4 separate regions of the Homo sapiens genome follow, and regions 2, 3 and 4 are each linked to region 1. Evidence: chromatin loops called from intact Hi-C (ENCODE). Cell type or tissue: OCI-LY7. All regions are shown on one strand.

Evidence for each region. Peaks named below come from ENCODE experiments on the same cell type or tissue, not always from the same donor. Only the 100,000 strongest peaks of a DNase experiment are listed, where the experiment ranks them.
Region 2: a loop joins it to region 1, with 4 times the contacts of the local background. A loop is called at or near these places in 3 of 110 quality-filtered maps.
Region 3: a loop joins it to region 1, with 8 times the contacts of the local background. A loop is called at or near these places in 4 of 110 quality-filtered maps.
Region 4: it touches region 1 in a loop (2.1-fold over the local background); 6 of 110 quality-filtered maps call a loop at or near these places.

Annotation. Positions count from the first base shown.
Region 1 is chrX:148,378,994-148,381,493 of GRCh38, forward strand. No RefSeq gene overlaps it. Among named protein-coding and RNA genes, the nearest start is that of AFF2, 120 kb to the right of the region's middle. RefSeq lists an enhancer at 2,469-2,500. In OCI-LY7, a CTCF peak has its summit at 1,335 (motif pointing left); DNase peaks (open chromatin) are centred at 1,338, 1,828 and 2,388; H3K4me3 peaks cover 1,500 bases; H3K27ac peaks cover 2,312 bases.
Region 2 is chrX:148,501,014-148,503,513 of GRCh38, forward strand. AFF2 (ALF transcription elongation factor 2) reads left to right here. Exons shown (of 21, transcript NM_002025.4): 1 at 1-131. The coding sequence starts at 85. Among named protein-coding and RNA genes, the nearest start is that of AFF2, 1.6 kb to the left of the region's middle. RefSeq lists an enhancer at 264-1,141. In OCI-LY7, a CTCF peak has its summit at 966; DNase peaks (open chromatin) are centred at 208, 218, 358 and 898; H3K4me3 peaks cover 2,500 bases; H3K27ac peaks cover 2,500 bases.
Region 3 is chrX:148,458,355-148,460,854 of GRCh38, forward strand. No RefSeq gene overlaps it. Among named protein-coding and RNA genes, the nearest start is that of AFF2, 41 kb to the right of the region's middle. In OCI-LY7, no CTCF peak of the experiment used is centred here; DNase peaks (open chromatin) are centred at 1,207 and 2,247; H3K4me3 peaks cover 2,340 bases; H3K27ac peaks cover 2,500 bases.
Region 4 is chrX:148,310,201-148,312,700 of GRCh38, forward strand. No RefSeq gene overlaps it. Among named protein-coding and RNA genes, the nearest start is that of AFF2, 190 kb to the right of the region's middle. In OCI-LY7, CTCF peaks have their summits at 1,049 and 1,250; DNase peaks (open chromatin) are centred at 361 and 1,551; H3K4me3 peaks cover 987 bases; H3K27ac peaks cover 2,373 bases.

The DNA.
Region 1 (2,500 bases):
GGAGGACCCACCAGGGCAGAAGGACTCATTGCTCCTGCCTTCCCCTGGAGAGGTGTTGAGAAGACAGCATCTACAGGGTCAAAGTCTAAAGCAGAAATTGGCTCCTCTTTCAACTGTTTAAGAGATGCCACACAGACTCTGCAGGAGTCCCGGAGTTTTGGATCCTGGTTTAATTTTATAAAAGCCAGCACATATGGGATCTCAATGCATTTATTAGAAATTTTCTGCAATACAATTTCAATTGTAAATAGTGTTATAACTCAAAGACCCCATTCCTAGGCTGTGTCTCTTTGTCCCCCTGGGGATTCCAAAGCCAAGCAACATTACAGAGAAACATCAGCTTCTTTTTCTTTAGATTATCCAATTCAAATTCATCTCAATTACTCAGGATGCATCCTAGGGAGAAATCTTTTGGTATGCCTGCAGTGTTTTCCGTGGTAGACCTGGTGTCCTATGATTAAGTAGCCTGGTGAGGGATGGAACCCTTGGCTCTGACAAACCCCTCTTCTTCCCACCCAACCCAGACCCTCAGAAACCTGGTGAGAACCAGGCAAGACAAGGAGGACAGAGGGAAGGGAGCTGACTGAGGGAGCTTGAGAGACTCTAGCTCTCAAATTTTCTGGCCACAGCCCTCAAAATCTAATAGGTTGTAGATTTTGCACCAGCTCTAAGTAGAACCTACTGTATATTTACATTCATTGGCACTGACTCTATCAAGAGATAACATGATGGACTAGACAAACCAAAAAAGTAAAGTGGTGATCTGGTCTAGTGAGTAAGGCCTTCTCCCAGGAATTGTGAAGGGTCAGGCTCACATGCAACAAAGACCATCAAAGGAAGTACATTTTCACTTAGACAAATGACAAAACAGATTTCCAGTTTCCAGACCCCATAAAGAAGACAAAAATTGAGGAAAGTACTGAGAAATTTCAAAGTCTGAGACAAAAGGGAACTCCAGGTTGCTGACTACTTTTTAGCCAGCTCACGAACAGGGGACAATTTTTCAGCTCAATACCAGAAAGCTGAGCCAGATTCACTCCAGCTACCCAAACAAAATACCAGATGGGTAAATAGGAATCACTCCCATTGGCCAAACAGAAACTGAAACCAGGGTTCCAAGAGCTGATTAATTAAACACCAGGACTCCTGAAGAGTCAAAACAGACTGAAAAGGAAGAAGGTGAAGGGAAAAAAAGGAAAGCAAAGGGAAGATAGAAGATGAATGAAAGGGAACGGGGACACACTCAGAGTCTGGATCTGATTCACCAAGGCGCTAACACTGAAACAGTGGTCCAGAGTGCCAGCTTTTGTTCATGTCTGGTCAGACACCTCCATCCTCTGGGCAATCTCACTCACTCTCCTGGGACCTAAAAGGAGAGCCTCACCTGGGGTGCCACAAAATGTTACCAGCATCATGGATTCTTGTGATTGCCCAGGATAGAAACCAAAAGAGATAACCAAACATAGCAGCAAAGGAAAGTTTATTCCGCTTGTGCACAGGGGAGTCAGCACCAAGAAGGGAAAAGAAATGGGTTGCTTATCGAGGGTAGTCTGTGAGTTAGGTTTACAGGAGTTTTCTACAGGAAAGTATTACATTCGAGCATGTATAGGAGTAGGAGGGATTTTTCTAGTGCTTGTGCATTGGCTCAACATGCTTTTTCATACATCATATGTAGAATTAGCATTTTACATCTCCACCTCTGGGCATGATTTTTAACATTAAAATAAGGAAGGGGTAACTGTAGTTCGAAGTTTAACTCTAACTGCACATGCAGGGCCCTGGGGAAGTCCCTAGCCCCCGAAGCAGGAATTTGTGGTTAACAGCTTCTTGGGTCTTTTATTACTGATTGGTTGAGAGTTAGGTAAGCTACAGCTTGAGTAAGGAACTTGCATTCTTTTACTCCAGACCATATTAAAACAGGGAACCAACCAGCCTGCCTGTCTCATAGCTAGTTTGCTTTAATCTGTTCCCAGCTTACCTTCCTTTTCTCAGATGAAATGAGACTCATGTTAACCAAAATGCCATCCTACCTTTTGTCTTTTGACTAGACACATTGTAGAGGTTTGGATTTGTTAACCTGGAATGGGAAAGGCTGAGAGGGGAAATGATCCTGGGTATGCTAATGAGCAGAAAGAAAACAAGGATGGCACGGATACCTCTCTCTCCCCCTTCTATGTGTGTCCTCTACCTGTTGTACATTCGTATGAGATAGGTATTAATATAACCTACACTTCGTAGGTGACGAAACAGTCTCAGAGAGTGAAAGGGACTTGACCAAAGTCACAGAGCCAGTGAGTGACAGGGTCAGGGAGAGAAGCCACGTCTGCATGACTCAAAGCTTATGTCTCTAATTACCCTACATACTACCCCGCCGCCTTTGCAAGTTATAAATAGGTCATGCTGGCTTTACTCATTAAGTCCTGGGTTGCTAAAGTGAAAGAAAAACTTCCTTCCCAGTATGCCTTGTACACATCCTGAAACTGAAAGAAAGCACTTTAGA
Region 2 (2,500 bases), 120 kb after region 1:
AACCGCCAGCGAGCTGTGCCGAGAGCCGCGCCGACCCGCTGCGATCAGGGACAGGCGCCCGCCCGCCGCCGCCGCCTGGCCGCTATGGATCTATTCGACTTTTTCAGAGACTGGGACTTGGAGCAGCAGTGGTAGGTGTTGATTTTTGCCTTCTCCTTTGATGAGCGAGTCTCCTGGCGAAGTCTGAGGTTTTCGCCTTTGTTAAGAGGAGCTGAAGCTGTCGTGGGGGGCGCCCCGGACTCCCTCCCACTTGCTCTCAGCCACCTCTGGCCCCGGCCGCGCTGACTCCTAGGTCGGATGCCGGGGTGGGGGGAGGTGCGGGAAGAGGGAGGGATGCGGACCCGAAAGCGTCGCTTTGCGCTCCAAGTCTAAAGAGTTGCATTTGGCTCACATCGAATTCGGTGCCGCCCGAGGGCTGAACCGCACGACCTCCCAGGAGCTTTTCTCTCGGAGCGGCTTGCCGGTCTGGCCTCCTTGAGCCCCGGATGCCGCCCGCCCGAAATGTCTCAACTTTCCAGGTGCCCAACGCCCGCGGCGGGCCATGGGGGAAAGGCAACGGCCAGGTGCGGCCAGCAGCCCTCTGCTTCCTTGGTGGCCACCGCCCCCGCTGCCGCCACCTCCATCCCTGCGCTGCGCGGCGCGCACACCTTTCCTTCTGCCGACTCAGCCCAAGTTCCCTGCACTCCCGGGTGGAGCAGCGGCTTTGGGGGCCACCACTCAGGGGACCTTGGTTCGAGGCCGACTTCGGCGCTTGGCTTTCAAGACTGAGGGTTTTCGGAGTTGGCCCCCCAAATCCGCAGCTCTGATGTCAATGCACATTTAATTACCGGATGGACCCCCTTCGGCCTCCCACTGGGAGGCAGCCGTAGTTTTTTGTAAGGGACCTCCAGCTCAGATTCAAAGGTTGAGTCAGCTCTTCACAAAATACCCTAAACTTGTCGCTGAGACATTTTGAAAGATGGTAGAAAGGTGACTGGGGACCTGGAAAGTTGTTAACTCTCTTAGAGATGTGCGTGCGCGTGTGCATAAATACTGATATACATATCTATTAACTTTTCAAAAACTTCACCTACTACAAACATTATCACAGTTTATTTGTCATAATACTTAAACGTATCAGATTCCCCCCGCAGTCTAAGGAATTAGATGGGGAGGGGGCGCAGTGGTAACCGCTTAAAATTGCATTCTTGGTTATTGCCTTTTAAAATGTATTTAGAATGATCTGTAGTACCTACCAATAGTGCGAAATCTTTTGCAATGTTAAACTACTAGCGGCCGTTGGTTATGAATGCTGTGTATTTTTACAAGGATTTCCCCTGTTGATGTGATATTTTAGGCAATTTCCTTCTTTAAAAAAGGGTCATATGCTTAGCCAACAGCTTCATTATGCCAATCATGCCTCCTTTAGTTGCAAATCCAAGATAGTCAGAACTTAAATACATTTTATTTTACAGCAATTCCGGATAAATCCTTGAAGCGCAAATTATGCTGTATCAGTATTAATCTATAAGGCGTTTTGGATACCACGGTTTTATCAGCTCTGTAGAAATACATTGTTACATTAAAAAATGCTGTTATTTGAAAGTAAAAATTACTATAAAATTATTGCTCAATTAGATATTATGCTTCTGCACACAGCCTTTACTCTGCTTCACTAATTTATTTTGCAGACAACTGATAACCATAGCACTCTATTTGCATACAATTTGCCTAATATGTGGTGTGGGTTACATCGTTAATTTAACAGACATTGTTATAATTAATTTCATGGGTATAGTTCAAATGTTAAACATATACAAGGTATTAGGTTTTTAGAAACATGTTTTTTATATTAATTCCGGTTTAATCTTATGCATATGCAATTGCATATTTAAAGGGAATGGACTCTTTTATGTTTGATTTCTTTAAAAAAAATGATAGGCTCCCTCACCCCTGTGGGAGGCTTTCTTTTTCTTATCTTAAGGAAAATGCAAAACCTTTTTTTCCTCCAGATCCCTAACTGAGACACATCAGTTAAGAAGCATAGACTTGGACACTTCGTGAATATTATGTGAAATACTGATTAATTAGTGTAACGCATCTGCATAAATAAGCCTGTCCTTTCCCTCTGTACATGATCCAGGAAAATTTCTCCTTCTTACTGCTCGTGAGTGGCACACTTCGTGATGCATCTCTGTTTATAAACATTTGTAATGTGGTTGTGCTTTTGTGTTTTGTATAGCTCCACAGAGAAAAGGAACATAAATGTGACAATAGTGGATGAACTAAAAAGCTTGACATTGTCTTGAGTGGAAATTGGTACCTTTCCCACTTCTCTTTGGAAGTCCAGAGCATGCCAGTTACGTGTTCATTATATGTTTACTTCCATTCCTTGGGAGTAAATAGCTACTTAAAGTGATGGCCTCCACTCCCCACGCCCCCAAGCCCCCAGGAGGGCCAAGAAAGGAAAAAAGACCAGCAAAGTTAACGATCTTATTTACCTTGAATTTATTCTTAACAT
Region 3 (2,500 bases), 79 kb after region 1:
ACATAGTGACACTTTCTCCCTTGTGTACCAGTGTTGCCCAGGATCAAGACCAGTGCCTGGTGTATGATGGACAAGTGCTATCTGTTAGGTGAATGAACACATCCCCACACTCGATGTGCCTGTTCAGGCTTCCATCATAATTGCCCTACACTGTTACAACCTGACCTTCCTGGCTTTAGCCATGCCACCTGCAAGCCATCCCCCTTACCACAGCAAAAACAACAACAACAAAAACCACCACTGTGCAACTTGCAACTCTTCTATCTGCTATTTAAAACCTGCCAGTGCTCCCTCTGCTCTTGGGAAAAGTCCATTATGTCTCATGTGGGCTATAAGGCCCTTTGTGATCTGGGTCTGATGTATATCTTCTGCCTCAGCTGCTGTCCATCTTCTGCCTCAGCTGCTGTCCAGCAGCACTGCCCCCCGCCCACCCCCTACAATGTGGTCCAGCCAGAGTGTGATGCTTGTGGTTCCTTGAATGTGCCAAACTCTTTCTCCTCTGGAAACTTCATCCCTCACTTCTGTTCCCACTGCCCACCGCTGATAAATATAAGCTAAAAGTTAAATTTCCCAACTTTGAGATAACCTGCCAATAACTTCCTTATATCCTTTCTTATATCCTCAACTTTCTATCTGAGGCTGGGAGGATGAAGTTAATTATTAATGATGATTAACAATTGGGCTAGAATTCCGGTGGTTTTACAGAACAATTGTAGCTCCTGACCTAACAACCCTATTCTCAAATTAATTTTGGAGAAATATGTGATCGTTTAATGAGTGAACACAACAGCTTCCATAGGAGATCAGGTAAAGTAATAGTGGCCTGCCCTTAAAAAACAAGCTCCCCTATTTTGTTAATCAATGAGGGACTAAGAGTGTTGTTGCTTGTGGCTCTGCTAGGAACAGACCATATCTGCACATTTTAGTTTTCCTGATTTACAAACTGAAAATCAATGTGTCCTTATTAACAGTGCTTTAGACCTTGGATGGGTCTGCCCCATAGATCCAAAGCATAGTGTAAAGGATGGCAAACTGAAGGCCATAGCCCAGTCACATGGCTGCTCCTCAAAGGAAGGCTCCAGTCTCTTAGGAAAGTCTGCATCCTCTTCCTGACATGTTGTTGACTGTTAACACCTGGCCTTTCAGTGCCATTAGAATAAACGTCATTAAAATATTGTGGCACTTCTGCTTTTAGTAGAACTAGAAAGCCGTGAAGCATGCAAACAGAGCGTGAAAATGAGAGACACCAAGGATGGTTATGAAACTTTTTCAGACCTAAGAAAAGTTTTACTTCAGTCTGCATTTTGGTTTTGGTGGGAGTCCACATGATTTCCTTCACTTAAAGCAGTCGATCCATGTCTGTTTTCTAACTAGCCTCTTCTTGGTTACATGGTTAACTGGCCTCCACAGAGCCAATTTGGGCAATTCTGACAAGGTCAGGCAGTGGAAATGTCCAGGCATAGATAGACCTCTGGTGCCCGTTGCCCATTCAAAAAAGTCAAAATGTGAAGCCTGACTTATAGACTTCTGAGCAAATGTTCAGTGAGCTGAAACACCCTGGGAGACCATGACTATATCCTATGAGGATCCTCAGGGACAAATCAGTTTGTCCTATAATATAGTTGTATGCCTATCTTCTCCATAAGCGTGTCAGTCTCTGTAAGGTGAGAATTCTGATCAATCTTTTCTCTGTCTTTCAAAATCCCTTTATTCCCTCCCCCATCCTTCTCCTGAACACGTGTACAGCTTCTGGCACAGTGCCTTACGGGACTTCAGGAAATTTCTTGAATCAAAAAATATCTTATATTCATGTTTGTGAGACTCAGCTATGCTGGCCTCTCACCACAGTTCAATCCATGTGAGGTATAAAGTAGAATACCCTAAACAGTTCTCTGGAACCTCACCCTTCTGGGGGTTTAATACTGAATTTCCGGAAGACTTCCCAAAGCACGGGCTCTGAATCCAATGGAGTAGGGAGGTTTATAAATAGCAAATTTATGCCTTTTTCTGCTAGAAGTTGCTTTTCATTTAATTAGTGAAAAAAATCAGTGTTACTATTTTTCTTACTTTCTTTTAATGATAAAAAATATAGCCATCATGTTATCCTTTTATAAGTATATTGCTGATTACATATCCTGATTCTTAATTTTTCTACTCTCTGTCATACCTGAACCCTATTTATGAAGTTAATTCATCTGAAAAAGAAATCACCCCTGCCATTTCTCAGTTCCTGCTTGTCTCACAGGTGACACATGAGTTCCTGGATACATTCAGGCAAGACCTGAAAGTATAAAATGTTCCAGGGCTGTAAATAATGTTAGGAAACCATTCTGCCACAGCCCATGGGGACAAGTAAAAGAAACCCTGGACACTGCCATTCTGGTAAGCTGCTGTCAGTTGAAATGTACACAACATTTTGTTCTCTCTGTTTCTAAGAAAGGAGTTATAAATATGAAAGGGCAAACCAAAACATTCGGACGCTTAGATAACTCTATCTCTG
Region 4 (2,500 bases), 69 kb before region 1:
TTAGAAAAGCTTCTACTATGGATCATATGCTCATGGAATTAACTGCAGTTTTTTAAGAACTTTATAGTGAACCCACTGCATCTGGTAAATTCAATTTAGTAGACAAAAGACAAAGTCATTGCTGTAATTGTTAGGATCATATTACCTTGGAAATGCTAGAGTAACTTAAACAGAGAAAGTGTATTTTAGTTCCGGGTAAAACAAATCTAATAGACCCATTTAACTCAGTGATACTACCCTTTCATCCCTTCCATGCTCTCCTAAACATGTGTGCACACTCATGCTCATACACACACACACACACACACACACACACACACACAGGAAAGGCTGCAAGCTGTCTTTATAGACTTTCTATTGCTTCAGAAGCCACTTCCTGGCCTGGTCTTTCATCTGAAATCTCAGTATGACATCTCAGCACTGAAGGCAGTTATTTCTGTTGGTCTCTGGTTGAGAGATAGGCAGCGTCCCATCTCCAAAGCTTCATTCTGTGGGTTGGGTAGCCATGCTGCCCCTCACCCTCACCCCAACCTGCTCCACACCCAACATCCAGGAAAGAAGATGAAACTCTGGTGTGTAGACTTAACAATATTTTTTTAAAGACTGTAAATCTCTACTATTTATTGCTAGCAAATAAGCATCCTGGAGATTCACATGTATTTTCTGGCAAATGCTCACAGATACATGGCCAGCTGTTGCCCAAATTAAAGGGCATAAAGTGTCCCCTGTGAGCAAAAGTTGCAAGAACTTTATCTAGAAACTGTCAAGCAAATCTTAAGGCTTTGCCACTTAACTGCCTCATGACCACAAGCAAGTAACTTCAGCTCTCTGAGCCACAGGGTTCTCATTTATAAATGAGGTAAATGGCATTTCCTTCTTTTCCACTTGCATTGGCCCTCATTTTCCCCAATGCAGGTCCTCTGGTTTGGTGGTGAGTTGTTTTTCCATCATAGATGCACTTAAGTGCTGTTTCCAGATAATGGGAAAGCAGAAAGCCGCAGGTGAGAACAGAGAGCTGATGGGCCACATTCTCCCTGATTAACCCCATGGGAATCCTCAGGCACATTTCAAGTCCTTTGGCCAGAATACAGGCCACCTAAGACCTTGCAGGGACTGAAGGACCAGCCTTTAGGAGAAGGGTGCTGCCTCAAGTGGCCCAAGGAAAGAGTCCCACAGGCAAATGTGGGTGCTCACTCTGTAGCCTGGGCATCTTGGGTAATGTGATATTCTGTACTTCCGGATGGTGCTTTTCAGTTTATAAAACATTTTACCATCCACGATTGCATTCAAGCTTTCCACTCATGTGTGAGGTGGGCAGGACAGTTGTTACTCTATGTCCATTTTTATAGATTAAAAAACTGAGACTCAGAGAGTTGAAGGGACTTGCTCTTACATGCAAGAGTCCAATCCACAAGATGAGCTTTACTAATCATAAACTCAGCCCTTTTTCATTATCTCCCCACCTTACTGCCAGATCTGTCCCTAGATTTGAAATAATGATGCAGCTGTTTTCCCTTCATGACACCTGTGAGGAAATGGAGCTGAAATTCTCTTTGTCTACACTTAGTCCCTGATGATCTTGTGGCTTTAAATATGCACAGATGCATTTGCATCTCCAGCATGGCCTCTTTTGAACTCTAGCCTCATCTATCCAACTGACTACTTGGAGTCTCCTCTGGGATTGCTAGGAGATATTTTGAACTTAGGAGGTTCCAAACTGAAATCCTGATATTTCCCTACCCCCTGCCCAGACAGGTCATTCTTCCAGCTGCTCTGGCCAGAAGCCCTGGAGTCACCTTTGACATCTCTCCTCTTATACCCCATGTCTGAGCTATCAGCAAAATATATTCTCCAATCTAAGCATTTCGTCCCCTCCCACTCCTACCAGCCGGGTCCAAGTGGATCTCATCTCTCCCCTGCATCACTACAATCACCTCTCTGTTCCTACTGGTTCTTTCCTTTTCCCCTCAACACTTTATTCCTCCCAGAGGCAGCCTGATCACATGTGAGTCACAGCATAGCCCTCCTCTTCTCAAAACCTTCCCATGGCCCCCCAACTCACTCAAAGTCTCCACAGTGGCTTCTGAGGCCTTGCGTGATCCAGACACCCTCTAACTTCTTTTTTTTTTTTTTTTTTTTTTTTGAGACAGAAGTCTCGCTCTGTCGCCCAGGCTGGAGTGCAGTGGCGCGATCTCGGCTCACTGCAAGCTCCGCCTCCCAGGTTCATGCCATTCTCCTGCCTCAGCCTCCCGAGTAGCTGGGACTACAGGCGCCCGCCACCACGCCCGGCTAATTTTTTGTATTTTTTTTTTAGTAGAGATGGGGTTTCACCGTGTTAGCCAGGATGGTCTCAATCTCCTGACCTCGTGATCCACCCGCCTCGGCCTCCCAAAGTGCTGGGATCACAGGCGTGAGCTGCTGCGCCCGGCCCAGACACCCTATAACTTCTTAGACCTTCTCTCTTATTACTTTCCTTTGGCTTCTCTCTTTTTCTTCTTCT